Regions from separate parts of the Homo sapiens genome. Here region 1 is linked to region 2. A link is a loop called in an ENCODE intact Hi-C map of the cell type or tissue named here. Cell type or tissue: B cell. All regions are shown on one strand. Links, peaks and the distances in the headings refer to the core of each region. The heading gives the core; the rest is flanking DNA.

The links. Hi-C counts contacts between places; a loop is a spot of excess contacts. Peaks named below come from ENCODE experiments on the same cell type or tissue, not always from the same donor. Only the 100,000 strongest peaks of a DNase experiment are listed, where the experiment ranks them.
Region 1: it touches region 2 in a loop (11-fold over the local background); 2 of 110 quality-filtered maps call a loop at or near these places.

What each region holds. Positions count from the first base shown.
Region 1 is chr19:45,401,281-45,410,273 of GRCh38, forward strand. It overlaps PPP1R13L (protein phosphatase 1 regulatory subunit 13 like), which reads right to left and starts at 3,789. Exons shown (of 13, transcript NM_006663.4): 1 at 3,719-3,789. POLR1G (RNA polymerase I subunit G) reads left to right here and starts at 5,364. Exons shown (of 3, transcript NM_012099.3): 1 at 5,364-5,438; 2 at 5,814-5,955; 3 at 6,853-8,993. The coding sequence starts at 5,417. The coding sequence ends at 8,221. ERCC1 (ERCC excision repair 1, endonuclease non-catalytic subunit) reads right to left here. Exons shown (of 10, transcript NM_001983.4): 10 at 6,054-8,445. The coding sequence ends at 8,395. RefSeq lists silencers at 1,136-1,385, 1,426-1,515 and enhancers at 3,675-4,470, 4,441-4,640. In B cell, for the core only: CTCF peaks have their summits at 1,197 (motif pointing right), 1,420 and 3,020 (motif pointing right); DNase peaks (open chromatin) are centred at 3,061, 4,261, 4,501, 5,191 and 1 weaker place; H3K4me3 peaks cover 3,440 bases; H3K27ac peaks cover 1,557 bases; H3K27me3 peaks cover 2,977 bases.
Region 2 is chr19:45,726,450-45,735,614 of GRCh38, forward strand. It overlaps FBXO46 (F-box protein 46), which reads right to left and starts at 4,447. Exons shown (of 2, transcript NM_001080469.2): 1 at 4,400-4,447. It overlaps MEIOSIN (meiosis initiator), which reads left to right and starts at 6,990. Exons shown (of 15, transcript NM_001310124.2): 1 at 6,990-7,217; 2 at 8,928-8,998. The coding sequence starts at 8,928. RefSeq lists a silencer at 3,302-3,596 and enhancers at 4,445-4,554, 4,645-4,774. In B cell, for the core only: a CTCF peak has its summit at 4,185; DNase peaks (open chromatin) are centred at 4,522 and 5,307; H3K4me3 peaks cover 1,581 bases; H3K27ac peaks cover 1,767 bases.

The DNA.
Region 1 (8,993 bases), core at 994-8,993, 320 kb before region 2:
GGAGGCGGAGCTTTCAGTGAGCCGAGATCGCGCCACTGCACTCCAGCCTCGGAGACAGAGCGAGACTCCGTCCCAAAAAAAAAAAAAAAAAAAATTTGTAGAGACAGGGGTCTCACTTTGTTGCTCAGGCTGGTTTTGAACTCCTGGGCTCAAGCAATCCTCCCGCCTCAGCCTCCCAAAGTGCTGAGATTACAGGCATGAGCCACCACACCTGGCCAAATCAGCTATTCTGAAAGGCCCCTTTAATCTCTATGAGCCCCAGACTTTCAAACTGTAAGGACCTTAGGACTGTAACTAAAGTTCTACAGAGCCTAAACCCCTCAGCTAAAGAGCCTATTGTTGGAAAGTTCTGAGTCCAAGATTCTATCTTTGGAACATTCTAGAATTCTCCAATTTGTCTAACCCAGAATTCTGAGTCTTTCTGTACCACATTCTACCTAACCCAGGGTTGCACTGCTCTGGAAGTCTAGATGGATGGTATAGTGCAGCTGGTAAAAGCATGAGTAAGAAGTCAGACTTCAAAAATTCAAATCTGAGGGCCGGGCATGGTAGCTTCTGCCTGTAATCCTTGCACTTTGGGAGGCCGAGGGGGGAGGATCACTTGAGGCCAGGAGTTCAAGACCAACATGGCCAACACAATGAGACCCCATTTCTTAAAAAAAATTAAAATAAAATCATCAAATCTGGCAGCACCACCGTCCAACCCTGACCACAGTACCTCAGTCTCGTAATCCGTAAAATGGGGATGAAAGTTCACCTCATAGGACTACTGTAAGAATCCACCTGGTCAGAAGGTGCAGGAAGAATTCAGAGCTCTGAGAATTGAGGCCTCAGGAAGAAGAGACTACAGGAATAAAAACTCGGGCATTTAGAATTTCAGAGATACACAAACAATACTTTGTTAACTGTTAAAATAGATAAATGAGCAAGTCTGTGCAGCCCTAATGCCAGCTGTAAGTGACTCTTTTTTTTTCTTTTGGTAGAGATTTAGTCTCTCTCGCGCCTGTGGTTAGGCTGGTCTCGAACTCCTAGCCTCATGGGATCCTCCCCGGCTCGATCTCCCAAAGTATTGGGATTACAGGCGTGAGCCACGGCGCCATGATCCCCAAATTTCCAAGATTCTCAGATTCCATACTGACATTCTCTGGCTCTCAGGAAATGCCAACCCTGGGTGTGGGGCTGTCGCGGGGACAGGCGGTGGGGACGTCGGAGCCACCAGGGGGCGGTCACGCCCGGACCCCCGCCAGGAGGGCGGACTGCGCCTGAGCTCAGGCCCGGGGAATGCGCAGCGGGCCCGGGCAGGTGCTGTACATCCCGGGGCAAGGGAGCTGGGCCGGGCGGGGTACAAGGGCGGGGCGCGGGGGTGGCGCGGGCCGTGTGTCTGTTCCCAGGCCTCTGCCCCTGACCTCTGCCTCCGAGTCCTCTCCCATGTGCTCCCCTCTAGCTCTAGCTCCGAGCTCTCCCGCGGGCTCTGGGCCAGCCGCAGGTACTCTCCCCTGGGCTCCTCTCTCCGCTCCACCCCTGGCTCTCCTTCCCTGGCCTCCTCTGCACCCCAGCCAGGTTCTTTAGGGCTAAGGATCCTGTGGACTTCCTGGAGGAGTCATCTTCAGTAGGAACCGGGTCAGAGAGCCAGACTGAGCTGGGAACACCCAGGCTGGACTCCTACAGCCCTGTCGGGTCACACTGAATCTGGAGAGGCTCCACTGTCTCTGGGACTCGGTTTCCTCCTTTGTGGACGTCTATGGAATGGGCTAGGGCCTTTCTTGCTCTAAGCCTCTACTTGGGCTTGTTATTTAGCTTCTCTGTGCCTGTTTCCTCATGTGGACCATGGGAAGAATTAATACCTTCGCCTCAAAGGGGTATGAGGATTGAGTGACATAATTTATAAGCCGTGATTAGAACAATGCAGTGCGCGAAATAAAGTTCACACATACAGGATTCATAATTACCAGATGTCCTTGGCTGTTCATTATAATAACACAGGGTCTGGCAACAGAGTGAGGGGTCCAGACTCAATGTAATTTTTTTTTCCCCTAAAAGGGCCCTTTCAACTCTTTCTGAGATCATACAAGCCCTGAGTTTTGACACCCAGGGTCTCAACTTCCTGAGCCCTTGCCTCTCAGAGTCCTAAATTTCCCCTGTACATTCCTGAGTCTGGCCAGTGATCACCCTCAGTCACTTAGGGACGGGAGGGCTGGGAGAGCCCTGGAAGATTCCAGACAGAAGCTGGCAAAAGCCCAGGGTGTGGGCAATATCCACTCTCCAGCCTCCGTTTCTCCACTCGTAATGAGGAGTCCTTCCCTGGGGTCAGCAAACCTTATTCAAAGGGAGACCTCTCAGTCACCCAAGATTCCTCTAGACAATGCGAGCTTTCCTACCTACCTACCTACCAGCTCTGAGCTTGGTACACCCAGAGCCCTGTTTTGGCAACCACGGTTATTATTTTTAATTTCATTTCAGGTTATCATCAAATGCCCTTCAAGCCCAGACATTGGGAAACACTCCTCTCTCATCAGATGCTCGCCTCCCCCATTCTGTTTTTAATCCCCCTTCTTAGGACGCATGGGGGTGGAGAGAACGGGGAGATAGACAGAGGGAGGTGCCTGGTCCTGCCCTCCCCCCGCCTCAAGGACAGACAGACACCTCCAGAATTAGCCTCTGTCCCTCCCTTATCTCCCACAATACCCCAGGTCAGACAGATGGGCGTGGAGGTGACATTTCTCACCTCAGGGTCAGGGCAAGGAGCCCTGAGGCAGAAGGTTAGTCAGAAAATCTGGCGGGGGCGGATGGAATCCCGTCCCCCAGAGAGCTGCAGAAGAAGGAGGAGGCAGAATCCTGACCCTACAAACTCTACTGCCTGTGTGAGCTCCAAGCCTCAGTTTACCCCTTCCTCTCCGTGTAATGGTTAAATGCCCGGCTATGCAAACCTCCCAGAATCCAATAGCCGCTTTCCGGAATTCTGCCCTGGGTTCTAGAACTACCTCTGCAAACCCAGCTGTTTCCCACCCCATAAGGCAATAGGGGAGCCCACCTCCGCCAGGGGGTGCCCTAGGGCGGATGTCCCTTCTCTGGTTAGGCAGGTCTGACGCCCAGGTTAATGACATGTTGGGTTCGCTCAGCGGCACAGAGGAGGTTGGAGATCTGCCTCGGTGTTTTCTCTCCTACCCCGCCCCCATCCCCGAGCCGAAAAGTCGGGGGAGAGCCGGGACACAGCCTCCGGAGGGACCCCGGGTACCTGTCCTGCTCCACTTCAGGAACCCAGGCTCCACTATCCCTGCCCCACCCTTAATTCTGCTCAGAGACCTAGAAGATCGGTCGAGACAGCAGCTTGAGGCTGGCAGGGTGGTCACCCATTCCACCTTGAGCCCCACCAGTCTGAGCCTCTCATTTCTGACCAAGACTCGGGGATTCGAACCCCTATACTACCCAAAGACTCGGCTTCCTAGAGCCCCCCAGTTCGAGGGACTCAGGAATTCCAGCTCCAACGTCTCCCCGGGATGAAGGGGTAGAATCCCTCCATTCCAAGAATTCAGGCATCCGAACCCGCTTTCCTTCCCTCCAGTAAAACAGGCAACGGAGTTTCCTTCTAAGGATCCAGGTGTCGGCGCGCCCCAAATTCCGCCCTGGGACCTGGCGTCCGAGTCCCCTCCCAATCCTCCCAGGGACGCGGGTGTTGGGCTTTTTCAGGGCCTCTGGTCCCCAGGAGGGTGAAACTCACGGATCCGGGCAGATCCTGGCACCTGGGGGCTTCCTCCAGCTCGGGCTCCGGCTTGGGGAGCGGAGAACGGGGCGGGGCAGGAGCTGGGAACAGGTTAGACGACGTGACTTGGGCTGGAGGGAGGCGGGTCCCGGTGGGGAGGGGGAGCCAAGGTCGCCTCGAGCACCTTGGGACTTGTAGTCCCGGAGGGACAGGACGTAGCCCAAGACGATCCCATTTGGATTCACCCAGAGTCCATTTCACAGACAGGAAGGGCGAGGCCCAGAAGCCGAGAGCGACCAGGCCAGGGAGATACAGAAGAGCCGAGACGCCTGCCTCGCTGTGGCTGGAGACTGACTCCTGAGCCCTTGCCCCACCCCTTCAGGCGCACTATCCCCTTTCCTGATCAGTATCCCCCAGGGTCTCTGAGCCCGAATCTCCCCGTCGATAAAAAGCGCGGGTTGGATCTTCAAAGGATGTCCCAGCAAGAGTTCAAAATCTTAGTTTGGACTACAACCCCCAGCAGCCTCCGCGACCGCCCTCGGGCGACTCTTTGCCTCGGGTCCTGTGGGAATTGTAGTCCTGGAGCCCGCAGGGGCTGCACCCCGGTGTCTCTCTCGCCCACGCGAAGGAAACCGTCTGGAGATCCTGGATAGGGGAAACATTTCCCCTTCCCCTTGACCCTCCCTCCGCTCTGGAAAGCCTCTCCCACCTGGGGAGAAGGGGTGCCCCAATTCTGGAGTAGGATCCTAAATCTTGGCAGAGGGGGCGGGAAGTGGCGCTGACACACTGGCCAGGAATGCAGTCGGGTCACCCTGTCTAGCCACCGTCTCGCGGCTCCAACCGCCGCCCAACGCGGGGCGGCCCCAGTGGGAAGGGAAGTGGGTGCGTCCCCCAAATCTGTGTCCACGTGCCGCTGTTTACACGCTCCCTGGGGCAGGGAGGAGTCGCCGATCAGGTCCCTTCCTGAAAGTCATCGAGGTTTCCCACGCATGAGACTAAACCCCCGAGGGCATCTACAAGTCCCATTTGATCCACAAACGCTACACCGTGCCCAGCACCACTCCACGCGTGTGGGGCTCCTGGGTCCGAGGCTCCGCCCTCGAGAACCACAAGCTCCTCCCCCTATGTTTCCCGCTCCCCCGGAGTCCAGAAGCCCCGCCCCTGGCTGGAACTTCACGCCCTCCGGACGGATTGCCCCTATTTCTCCATTTTCCCGCTTCTCCCAGTCAAGTTCTGAACTTGTGAGGCATCTGGGCCTCCCCAGAAGACATTTAACACAGAAAGCACAGCCCTACTAACTAGTATTCTTACCTGTCTCTTCAAGAATTTCAGACCAATCGACCGTCCTGTCTCTTTAAGGCTTAGGAAGAGCAGTGTGGCTGCCCCTTTAAGGAGGCGTTGCAACAAACCATATTGGACAGACGATGGGGGCGACCCATCGGGACCCGACGGGCCTCTGACTCCAGCAATACAGCGAATCAGCGGCTTTCGGGAATACATTTTTCGGAAAAAGACTTCTTCCTCGGTTTTCTGCTCTGCACACGTTGAAATTTTCCCCAGTTTTTCCTGCAGATCGGGAGTCGAGCAATGCCTACCCCCGCGCTCCCGCACCAGTTGGGCGCTCCCGGATGATGCCCTACCCCTTTGGATCCACGTGGTCTGCAACCTGGTGCGAGCAGCCCGGGCTACAGGGTTGCCTGAGGTGTGGGTCCCAGGATGGAGGAGCCCCAGGCCGGCGGTGAGGGTGCGGGTTGACGGGGTGCGGAGGGTGCGTTGGTGGAAGGAGAAAGGGGCGTCCGAGAGGGTTCGGGCGGAAAAGGAGGCGTACCTGCAAGCAGGACTTGCGAAGAGCGTGCATTCCCAGTGGGCGAACGGGAATTCGAACGGAGAGAGGGTTATCTTGTGGGGGGCTACCCGTGGAGAGCAAGGCGCCCCCAGGGGTTGGATCGGTGAAATTGAGGTCGCCCCTGGGGAACAGGTGGGCAGAAAGGAGAAACCAGGTTGAGGGGACTGGAGTGCTCACGAGGTTAAGACCAATGGACCGATAGGCGCGCCCTGCAAGATTGGACCGGCAAGGAGGTGTCAGTCGACCCCATTTCCCCTTCTGCTGCAGATGCTGCTCGGTTCTCTTGTCCCCCCAACTTTACCGCGAAGCCCCCAGCCTCAGAGTCCCCTCGTTTCTCCTTGGAGGCGCTGACGGGTCCAGATACGGAGCTGTGGCTTATTCAGGCCCCTGCAGACTTTGCCCCAGAATGGTGAGTGGTCTTGTTGACGGAAAAGAGGGTCCCGGTCCAGACCCCAAGAGCGGGTTCTTGAATTTGTCACAGGAAAGAATTAGAGGTGAGTCACAGAGCACAGTGAAAGAAACAAGTTTATTGGAAACTACTCCTTTACAGAGTAGAGTGTCCTCAGAAAGCAGGGGGAGAAACCCACAGCCCTTTGTTAGTATTTCTACTTATAAGAAACTATAAGGAACTATAGTTAAACTTGGAGTGTGCAGATAAGCTCACTAAAGGTAGGGGCTATTGGTGTTATCCACGACCATTAATCCTGCAACCTAAGCTTGCTCATTTATGTTATATTTAAGTAATGGGGGCTGCATTCTTAGGACATTTGGACATTCTGCAGGCTTGGTGGAACATGTTCTGTATGGCCATAAATATTCTGTAATTATAATTGGTGGTCAGCCTGGGATGTGGTTATTTTCAGGCCATAAGCATGAACCTTGTAAGTGCCTAGCTACTCACTTTAAGATGGAGTCACTCTAGTCATGTTTTATTAAAAACCAGAGGCCAGCCAGGCGCAGTGGCTGGTGCCTGTAATCCCATCCTTTGGGAGGCCGAGGCGAGCAGATCACTTGAGGTCAGGAGTTCAAGACCAGCCTGGCCAACATAGTGAAATTGTCTCTACTAAAAATACAAAAATTGGCTGGGCGTGGTGGCAGGTGCCTGTAATCCCAGCTACTTGAGAGGCTGAGGCAGGAGAATCGCTTGAACCCAGGAGGTGGACATTGCAGTGAGCCGAGATCATGCCACTGCACTCCAGCCTAGGCAACAGAGCAAGACTCTCTCAAAAAAAAACAAAAAAAAAATCAAAAAACCTTCCCTCTCCTGTTCCACTTAAGCCTCTGCCCTCCCTGTTTCTCTCTGTAGCTTCAATGGGCGGCATGTGCCTCTCTCTGGCTCCCAGATCGTCAAGGGCAAATTGGCAGGCAAGCGGCACCGCTATCGAGTCCTCAGCAGCTGTCCCCAAGCTGGAGAAGCGACCCTGCTGGCCCCCTCAACGGAGGCAGGAGGTGGACTCACCTGTGCCTCAGCCCCCCAGGGCACCCTAAGGATCCTTGAGGGTCCCCAGCAATCCCTGTCAGGGAGCCCTCTGCAGCCCATCCCAGCAAGTCCCCCACCACAGATCCCTCCTGGCCTGAGGCCTCGGTTCTGTGCCTTTGGGGGCAACCCACCAGTCACAGGGCCTAGGTCAGCCTTGGCCCCCAACCTGCTCACCTCAGGGAAGAAGAAAAAGGAGATGCAGGTGACAGAGGCCCCAGTCACTCAGGAGGCAGTGAATGGGCACGGGGCCCTGGAGGTGGACATGGCTTTGGGGTCGCCAGAAATGGATGTGCGGAAGAAGAAGAAGAAAAAAAATCAGCAGCTGAAAGAACCAGAGGCAGCAGGGCCTGTGGGGACAGAGCCCACAGTGGAGACACTGGAGCCTCTGGGAGTGCTGTTCCCGTCCACCACCAAGAAGAGGAAGAAGCCCAAAGGGAAAGAAACCTTCGAGCCAGAAGACAAGACAGTGAAGCAGGAACAGATTAACACTGAGCCTCTAGAAGACACAGTCCTGTCCCCGACCAAAAAGAGAAAGAGGCAAAAGGGGACGGAAGGGATGGAGCCAGAGGAGGGGGTGACAGTTGAGTCTCAGCCACAGGTGAAGGTGGAGCCACTGGAGGAAGCCATCCCTCTGCCCCCTACGAAGAAGAGGAAAAAAGAAAAGGGACAGATGGCAATGATGGAGCCAGGGACGGAGGCGATGGAGCCAGTGGAGCCGGAGATGAAGCCTCTGGAGTCCCCAGGGGGGACCATGGCGCCTCAACAGCCAGAAGGAGCGAAGCCTCAGGCCCAGGCAGCTCTGGCAGCTCCCAAAAAGAAGACGAAGAAAGAAAAACAGCAAGATGCCACAGTGGAGCCAGAGACAGAGGTGGTGGGGCCTGAGCTGCCGGATGACCTTGAGCCTCAGGCAGCTCCCACATCCACCAAGAAGAAGAAGAAGAAGAAAGAGAGAGGTCACACAGTGACTGAGCCAATTCAGCCACTAGAGCCTGAACTGCCAGGGGAGGGACAGCCTGAAGCCAGGGCAACTCCGGGATCCACCAAGAAGAGGAAGAAGCAGAGTCAGGAAAGCCGGATGCCAGAGACAGTGCCCCAAGAGGAGATGCCAGGGCCGCCACTGAATTCAGAGTCTGGGGAGGAGGCTCCCACAGGCCGGGACAAGAAGCGGAAGCAGCAGCAGCAGCAGCCTGTGTAGTCTGCCCCCGGGAAACTGAGGAACTAAAGAAAGCTGAAGGTGCCCACCTGGGCCACCAGAAGGTGACACCCCCAGAATCCCTCCCCAGAGACTGCACCAGCGCAGCCAGCAGGAGCCTGGCCTGGGAGGACGATTTATTATTACACTGGGGGTTTCCTTGGCAGCTGGGGTCATCAGGGTACTTTCAAGAAGGGCTCGTGCAGGACATCAAACAGCCTCCGGGCCTGGATGGGAGGGAGAAAAAAATGAGGAACCAGTCATTAAAGGAGCTGTTTCCTGGGTAAATCTAGAGTGGGGTTTTGGTTCTTTATTTTCCCCTATACCCTCAAGCATTTATCCATTGAGTTACAAACAATCCAGTTACAATCTTTTTAAGTTATTATTATTATTATTATTTTTTTTTTTTTTGAGATGGAGTCTCGCTCTGTCGCCCAGGTTGGAGTGCAGTGGCGCAATCTCGGCTCACTGCAAGCTCCGCCTCCCGGGTTCACGCCATTCTCCTGCCTCAGCCTCCTGAGTAGCTGGGACTACAGGCCCCTGCCCAGCTAATTTTTTGTATTTTTTTTTAGTAGAGATGGGGTTTCACCACGTTAGCCAGGATGGTCTCGATCTCCTGACCTCCTGATGCGCCTGCCTCAGCCTCCCAGTGCTGGGATTATAGGTGTGAGCCACTGCGCCTGGCTAAGTTATTATTATTTTTTTGAGACAGTCTCCTGGTGTCACCCAGGCTGGAGTGCAGTGGTGTGATCTTGGCTCACTGCAACCTCCGCCT
Region 2 (9,165 bases), core at 403-8,402:
CCATCCTGGCCAACACAACGAAATCTCGTCTCTACTAAAAATATAAAAATTAGCAGGGCATAGAGGTGTACACCTGTAATCCCAGCTACTTGGGAGGCTGAGGCAGGAGAATTGCTTGAACCCAAGAGGCGGACGTTGCAGTGAGCCAAGATCATGCCACTGCACTCCAGCCTGGGCAACAAAACGAGACTGTCTAAAAAAAAAAAAATTGTTTGTAGAGATGAATTTTCCCTGTGTTGCCCAAGCTGATTTCAAACTCCTGAGTTCCACTGATCCTGCCACCCTGTTAATCCCAGCCTCCCACCTTGGCCTCCCAAAGTGCCAAGATTATAAGCATGAGCCACCTTGCCCAGCCTCAGTACCTTTTCTTGAAAGAATAAAAATCATAGAAAGACCTCACACTTATTGAGAGCATAATACACCCCAGGCATTTTATATATGCCACCTCATCAGTTACCACGTCAACTCCTTACGAGAAGCTCAGAGTTTAAATGTGGTCCCATTTTTACATGAGAATACTGAGGCTGGCTGGGCACTGGGGCTCATGCCTGTAACCCCAGCACTTTGGGAGGCCTAGGCGGGTGGATCACTTGAGGTCAGGAGTTCAAGATCAGCCTGGGCAACGTGGTGAAACGCTGACTCTACAAAAATTAGGCAGGTGTGGTGACACACGCTTGTAGTCCCAGCTACTCAGGAGGCTGAGGTGGGAGGATCCCTTGATCCTGGGAGGTGGAAGTTGCAGTGAGCCAAGATGATGCCCCTGCATGCCAGCCAGGGCAACAAAGTGAGACCCTGGTTCAAAACAAAAAAAAAGAAAAAAAAAAAGAGGTCGGAGCAGTGGCTCACGCCTGTAATCCCAACACTTAGGGAAGTCAAGGAGGGTGCATCACCTGAGGTCAGGAGTTCGAGACCAGCCTGGCCAAGATGGTGAAACCTCATCTCTACTAAAAATACAAAAATTAGCTGGGCGTGGTGACACAAGCCTGTAATCTCAGCTACGCAGGAGGCTGAGGCAGAAGACATCATTTGAACCCGGGAGGCGGAGATTGCAGTGAGCCAAGATCACACCACTGGCCTCCAGCCTGGACAACAGTGAGACTCTGTCTCAAAAAAAAAAAAAAAGGGAAAAGAAAACTGAGGCCCAGAGTGGGAATGCAGCTTGGCCAAGGTCACACAGCAACAGAAGCAGGGTTTTGACCCTGCGCCTCTCTGAAGCCAGTGTTTTCAACCATAAGCTTACTATCACAGCCAATGAATTAAGCCCAGAAAGCTCACAATAAACCAAACTGTTTCAAGGTGAATTTACAAAGTTGTCAAACTGCCCAATGAGGCCTTAATGACCCAAAAGTTAAACGAACAAAAGCAAACTAACAACAACAACAACAAGAAAAACCTAGTTAGAAATATTTTCTCTTCACTGAAACACCTGGAGTAAGGCCAGACTGGGTATTTGGCGGGGACAGGAATGGGAATGGGGACACACTGAGTTTCCTTGTTCTTTTTTTTTGAGACAGTCTCACTCTGTCGCCCAGGCTGGAGTGCAGTGGCACAATCTTGGCTCACTGCAACCTCCACCTCCTGGGTTCAAGAGATTCTCCTGCCTCAGGCTCCTGAGTAGCTGGGACTACAGGCGCCCGCCACCACGCCCAGCTAATAGAGATGGGGTTTTGCCATGTTGGCCAGGCTGGTCTTGATCAAACTCTTGGCCTCGGGCAATCTGCCCGCAATGGCCTCCCAAAGTGTTGGGATTACAGGCATGAGCCACCATGCCCAGCCCACAGATTGAGTTTGTAAGCACACTCTCCAGAAGTCGTAATTGGATTTAGGAGCCCAGAGGTGGAGGGCAGGGACATGGTGACAACATGAGAGAGAAAGGAGACAGCCTGACATCTTCCCTCTTGGTTCCTCTCTACTGCCTTCTCTTTCCCACTGACATTCAAAAACAACAACTCACACGTACTGAGCCCTTCCATAAGTATTGGAGTAAGGGCTCATAAAGTAAGTTCCACTATACTGCATTATCTTCCCGAAACTTCTCACCTTCCTAGGGTTACTGATCCCATTTTATAGGTGAGAAGAACCCAAAAGAAGAACCCTTGCCCAGGGCCAGGCGTGGTGGCTCACGCCTGCAATCCCAACACTTTTGGAGGTTGAAGCAGGAAGACCCCTTAAGCCTAGGAATTTGAGACCAGCCTGGGCAACAAAGTAAGACCCGCGTCTCTACAAAAATAAAAATAAAAAATTAGCCGTGTGTAATAAAAAATTAGTCCCAGCTACTTGGGAGGCTGAGGTGGGAGGATCGCCTGAGCCCAGGAGGTTGAGGCTGCAGTGAGTCATGATTGCGCCACTGCATTCCAGCCTGTCTGGGCAACAGAGCGAGACCCTGTCTTTAAAAAAATAAAAAGGCTGCGCGCAGTGGCTCACGCCTGTCATCCCAGCACTTTGGGACGCTGGGGCGGGCAGATCACCTGAGGTCGGGAGTTCAAGACCTGTCTCTACTAAAAATACAAAATTAACCAGACGTGGTGGCGCATGCCTGCAATCTCAGCTACTCGGGAGGCTGAGGCGGAGAATTGCTTGAACCCGGGAGGCGGAGGTTGCGGTGAGCCAAGATTGCACTCCGCCTGGGCAACAAGAGCGAAACTCCGCCTCAAAAACAAAACAAAACTAAACAAAAAACCATAAAAATAAATATAGGGCCAGGCGCAATGGCTCACGCCTGTTAATCCCAGCACTTTGGGAGGCCGAGGCGGGTGGATCACCTGAGGCCAGGAGTTCAAGACCAGCCTGACCAACATGCAGAAACCCTGTCTCTACTAAAACTACAAAAATTAGCCAGGGCGTGGTGGCACATGCTTGTAATCCCAACTACTCAGGAGGCTGAGGCAGGAGAATCGCTTGAACCCGGGAGGCAGAGGCTACAGTTAGCCATACCACTGCACTCCAGCCTGGGTGACAGAGGGAGACTGTCTCTAAATAAATAAATAAAAATAAATAAAAGACTTGCCTAAGGTCATATAGCAAGTAAATGGCAGAACTAATATTCTAGACTGCTTTGTTCGCTGTCTCTACTCATCACATTGTATATTTCAGTATGGAGAGAGGACTAAATTATAGTGCTGAAAGCACAGATTCTGAGCCAGGCTGCCAAGATCGGAATCCTGAGTCTAGCAATTAATGCTGGATAGCCTTGGGAAAGTTGCTTAATTTCTCTGTACTTCTGCTTCCTTTCTGTAAAATGGAGAAAATAACAGCACCTACCCCTCAGGGGTGTTATCAGAATTAAATGAGTTAATGTGTACAAACAGCTAAGGACAGGGCCAGGCATTTTGTAAAACAATAAGCGTTAGCTGTAATCCACAGTGGGGAGCCCCTACATGCTTCTGAGCTGGGGTGTGTGCCCAGATCAGTGCCAGCTTTTGAGAAAACGCCTCTGGGACTGGACTGGAAAGGAGGAAATCCATTAGCACCTGTAACCCAGTCACATTCCGGGGGCGGAGAACTTCCCACCAACAGCTCTGAGACTGAAACTTCACAGCCCAGCTCTCCCACTAATAGTAACGATTTTAATGACTCCCTTTAACCCTGTTCTCAGAGGCATGCTTGCTGTTCCCATACTACAGATAAGGGCACTGAGGCTCACAGATTTGTCCATGGCACAAAGGGGTGGAAGAATAGGGGATATGAATGCTGTACTTCTCATAGGGATAAACCATTACACTCTTCTAAATTCCACCGGGGAAGTGAGGGTGCGAAAGCCTGTCTCGATGGCCCTTTCTGGCCGTATTATCCTACAGTTCTGTGCCTGTCCAGCTTACCGGGAGTCTCTGGCGGGACTAGGGAAATTATCACTACATCCAGGCCCCTAATTTCACGCTCCTTACCCCACCCTCAGTCCTGGAGCCTAAACCCACACTCTATCCTACCACTGATTTCTCCCTCCTACCTCCTCAACTTGCCTTCCTGCCCCCAATCCGATCCAGAGGCCCCAACCCATTGCGTCCACCGTTCGCCTGTCCCTTGGAGCTTCCAGACCCCCTCACTCATCCTAACCCTGATCCTCATACCCTCGCCGCAGGTTAAGCCCCCATCGAAATCGACCCCTTCAGGGCCTCTACCTGGATGTCCAGCCCAGTCTCCAACTCGGGGCCCACTTCCCCAGCTCTGAGCCCCTTTACAATCAATTCCAAAGCTCCACTCCCACCCCACCTCCAAGACCCCTCCCCAAGCCACCATTCTTCTACTACTACCTCCGGCTCCCATTCCTCCCAGTCCTCTCCCCCAGGCAATCTCCCCTCACCCAGCCCCTTCTTTCGCCCCTGCCTCTTCCCCCTCGTCACCCGGTCCCGAACCCCCGTCCCGACTCTCCAGCGCCCCCGGCCCGCGCCTGGGCTCTCACCATCGCCGCGCGCTGCATCTCCCTCGGCTACGCGGGTTTCCCCCACTCGCTCCTCTCCAGCCTCCCCTTCCGGGTTCTCGTCCCGAAGCCCGCTGGGAATTGAAGTCCGGGCAGCCACGGACTACATCCCCCAGAAGGCAGCACGGTCAAGCTTGGAGGTGGGGTAGGAAGCAAATTAGGCGGGCGGAGGAAAAGAACGACTCGAACTCCCGGGAGACAAAGCCGGGGAGGACTTGGCAGCGCAAGCGCAGGGTGCTTCCCCGCTGGGCGCGCTGGGAGATGGAGTCTAGCCAGGAGGGCTCCATTTTTGCCCGAGGCCCTTGGGAAGGGAATTGAGAATATTGCAATAGGGTGTTGGTGAGGGGTGGAGAGTTGGGGAAGAGCAAATTTATTGATTCATTTGTGCCGATCAACACAATAGCTAACAGCTCCTTGTGCTTTTCCAAACTCCTTCCCATCCATCCCCTTCTTTTTTTTTTTTTTTTTGAGACGGAGTCTTGCTCTGTCACCCAGGCTGGAGTGCAGTGGCGCAATTTCGGCTCACTGCAACCTCCGCCTCCTGGGTTCAAGCGATTCTCCTGCCTGAGCCTCCTGAGTAGCTGGGATTACAGGAGCCCGCCACCACGCCCGGCTAGTTTTTGTATTTTTAGTAAAAACGGAGTTTCACCATGTTGGTCAGGCTGGTCTTGAACTCCTGACCTCATGATCCACCCGCCTCGGCCTCCCAAAGTGCTGGGATTACAGGCGTGAGCCACCGCGCCCGGCCCGTCCCCTCCTTTCTTACCTCCTGATTTACAAATGAGAAAATTAAGCCTTAGGAGGAAGGAAAGTCCCATACATTAGGAGTTAGTCCACATCATAGAATAGCAGCTCCACATCGCTCGAGCCCAGGAGTTCGAGGCAGTGAGCTAGTGTTACACCACCGCCCTCCATGCAGTTCAGCCTGGGCGACAGAATGAGACCCTGCTGCCTCTTAAAATAAAAGAAGGCCGGGCGCGGTGGCTCACGCCTGTAGTCACAGCACTTTGGGAGGCCGAGGCGGGCTGATCACAAGGTCAGGAGATCAAGACCATCCTGGCTAACACACTGAAACCCCATCTCTACTAAAAATACAAAAAATTAGCCGGGCTGGGTGGCGGGTGCCTGTAGTCCCAGCTACTCGGGAGGCTAAGGCAAGAGAATGGCGTGAACCCAGGAGGCGGAGCTTGCAGTGAGCCGAGATCGCGCCACTGCACTCCAGCCTGGGGGACAGAGCGAGATTCCGTCTCAAAAAAAAAAAAAAGAAGAAGAAGAAGAAGAAGCTCCAGGAGGGCAGAGATCTTTGTGTACCTTGTTCAAGCACCTAGAACAGCGTAAACATGTGTTCAGTAAATATTTATTGCATCGGAACTATATGCCAGACACCCTACAGACAACCCTGGTAGGAATTACAATCCCAAATTTATAAGGCAGAAAGAGATTAAGCCTCTTGTCGCTGGCAACACAGCCAAGAAAACGATTTGAACTGAAATGTATTGGATTTCAGGGTTTCTACTCTTGACTAGGTCGTTAGATCATCTCCCCTTAAGACGTATTTTCCAGGCTGGGTGCGGTGGCTCATGCTTATAATCTCAGCCGGGAGACTGGCTTTAGTCCAGGAGTTTAAGACCAAACTAGGCAGCAAAGTGAGACCCTCGTCTCTACCAAAAAAAAAAAAAAAAAAAGCCCAAATCTTTTATTCTTTTTCTTTCTTTTTTTTCCTTTTTTTTTTTTTTTTTTTTTTTGAGACAGAGTCTTGCTCTGTCGCCCAGGCTGGAGTGCAGTGGCGATACCAGCTCATTCAACCTCCACCTCCCAGGTTCAAATGATTCTCCTGCCTCAGCCTCTGGAGTAGTTGGGACTACAGGCGCGCCCCACCATGCCCGGCTAATTTTTGTATTTTTAGCCGAGACGGGGTTTCACCATTGTTGGCCAGGCTGGTCTGGAACTCCTGACCTCAAGTGATCCGCCCGCCTCGTCCTCCCAAGAAGGCCCAATTCAAATGGCCCTCCTCTTTGAATCCTTTCCCAACGTATTGTTCTCTGCATTAACCGAGTTCCCGTCTCACCGGATTCTCATGGTCTCGGAGGTTCTCACGGTCTTCTCGATTGTACTGGGAAGACAGTGGCTAAGTTCCCACCATCTAGCCTGGTGCTTGGCACACAGGAGGCCCTCATGAATCACGAACTGAAGGGAAAAGGTGGAAATGGGACATCATAGGGCCAGAAGGGACACAGGCGAGCTCGCTCTCTCTCTCTTCCTGAGAGTTGGCAGTTGAGGAAACCCAGCCTACTTGGGATGCAACGGCCCTGGACCACGCGGGTCGTGCAGGGGCGTGACCGCTTAAAAAGGCGGGTGGCTGAGCGGGCGCTGATTGGTCACCTAGCGGCTCACGCCGACCAAGGCCTTGTCAGAAGGCTCGAGGCCGAGCTCACGCTGTGCAAGACGACAGGGCCCTTCCCGAGGCGCGCGTGCGCACGGCCACTTGCACCCTGCCCTTTCAACCCCGTCGTCTCGTGCCCAGCACATCTTGGCTGGAACTGGTAGGGGCGTGGCCTGGCCTCAGGAACGCACTCTTGCTCTGCTCCTCACGCCTCGCGCAGGATCCTCGCGCCGGGAGGATTCGCACCCAACCCCAAGCCCGGTTGGGAACGTGGTGTCCGAGACCGTCTGGGATCCCCGCGCGCACGGCCGGCTTCCCGGGACCCGCGCGAGACGCTGTCTGATCGGGCTCCCTAGAGTGGGGCCCGGAGAAACCAGAACGGCGGGGGCAGCCTCACGCCATTTTGCACGCCCTGAGGCGGGTGCTGGAGGCCAAGGGGAATGGGGCGCGGGGCAGGGGGCCTCCCCCAGCACTAGCTGGGCTTAGGGGAACCCGGGATCCCCACAGGAGCTTCCCTCGGTGGGGGGCTCAGGGGAATAGAACATGCTCTGGGTGCAGGGCCACGGGCGACGGAGTTTGGGTTTGAAGCCGGGGGTCCAGGTTCGAGTTTGAGGAACGGAAGACTCTGTTTGTGTTGGGAATCCGGGCTCTCGAGTTCTGATCTGGGATCTCGGGATTTGTGTCTAGGGGTGACTAGTTCTGGAATCTGAAGAGCTTGAGTTTTGTGACTGGAAGCTTTCTCCTTGGAATCCAGAGATCCCAATTTGGGGATCTGGAAGTCTTAGTTCTGAGTTATGATGTAACATTTTGAGAGTCTGGAGCCTGATTTGGGGCAACTGAAGCCTCAGTATAGATTTAGGGCCTAAATCCCAATGTAGAGTATGAAGCTTTAGGATCTGGAGTCGCAGTTTGAGTCTTTAGAAGCACGTTTTAGGGCCTGGAGTGCCCACATTGAGTATGGGAGCTCCAGTTTTAGGGTCTGGGGTTTCAGAGTAGGACCCACATTCGAGATCTCAGTTTTAGGGTTGGGGCCACAATTTGAGGGACAGTTTGGACGTCTAAGAGGTCAATCTGGAGAAGTGAGATTTGTTTCATAGGGGCCTGGATTTCTTATCTTAGGATATAGGTTCATAGTGTTACAGCTTGCAGTCTGTAATCTTAGTATTAGGATCATATTTGAAGATCAGAAGTTGACAGTTTGAGGGTCTGGGGTATCTCAGTATTAGAATTTAGGGTTTGTAGGTTTGGGAGGGCTCCTTTTTTTTTGTTTTTGAGACAAGGTCTCACTTTGTCATCCAGGCTGGAGTGCAGTAGTGCGATTTTAGCTCACTGCAGCCTTGACCTCCTGGGCTCAAACCATCCCCCCACCTCAGGCTCCCAAGTAGCTGGGACTACAAGCATGTGCCACTATGCCCAGGTAATTTTTTTTTTTTTTTTGTAGAGGTGGAGTTTTGTCATATTGCCAGGCTGGTCTCAAACTCCTGAGATCAAGCAATCCTCCTGCCTTGGCCTCCCAAAGTGCTAGGATTACAGGCGTGAGCCACTGTACCTGGCTTTGGGAGGGCTCCAAAGTGAGGATTTAGGTCCTCATTTTGGGACTCTAAAGTATTAGTTTTAGTGCCTTTTTAGAGGTTTAGGGGTTTGTTTTTGTTTTTGTTTTTTGAGACACAGTCTCACTCTGTTGTCCAGGCTGGAGTGCAGTGGCTTAATCCTGGCTCAGTGCAACCTCCGCCTCCCAGGTTCAAGTGATTCTCCTGCCTCAGCCTCCCAAGTAGCTGGGATTACAGTCGTGCACCACCACGCCCGGCTAATTTTTGTATTTTTAGTAGAGATGGGGTTTCACCATGTTGGCCAGGCTGGTCTCAAACTCCTGACCTCGAGTGATTTGCCTGCCTCGGCCTCCCAGAATGCTGGGATTACAGGTGTGAGCTACCACTTCTGGCCAAGGTTTAGCTGTTTAATTTGGGTCTTTGGGCCCATAATTTGTTGGGGCTAGGGACTCTTATTTTGGGATCTCTGGGTGCTCAAAGGAGCATCATAGGGAAGATGAAGGGTGCCCATCAGGGTTCCTGCCCATCCTTCCTGCAATCCCAGAGGTCACTAATCATTCTTTTTCCCTCTTTGCAGATGTTTGGTTCCAGCAGATACTTGGGTTCCTCTGAACAGCCCAGAGCTAATTCACTGGGTCCCAGTGACAGGTAAGGGCTTGCCCCATCTCCCTTATAGCCCCAGCCACTCTCATTGAATAATAATAACAAAAACATTTGCTGAGCATTTACCGTTTGCTAGACTCTTTGCCAAACATTTTGTTTGTATGATAACTGTTAATCCATACAACAATCTCATGAGGAAGTTGTGTACAAAG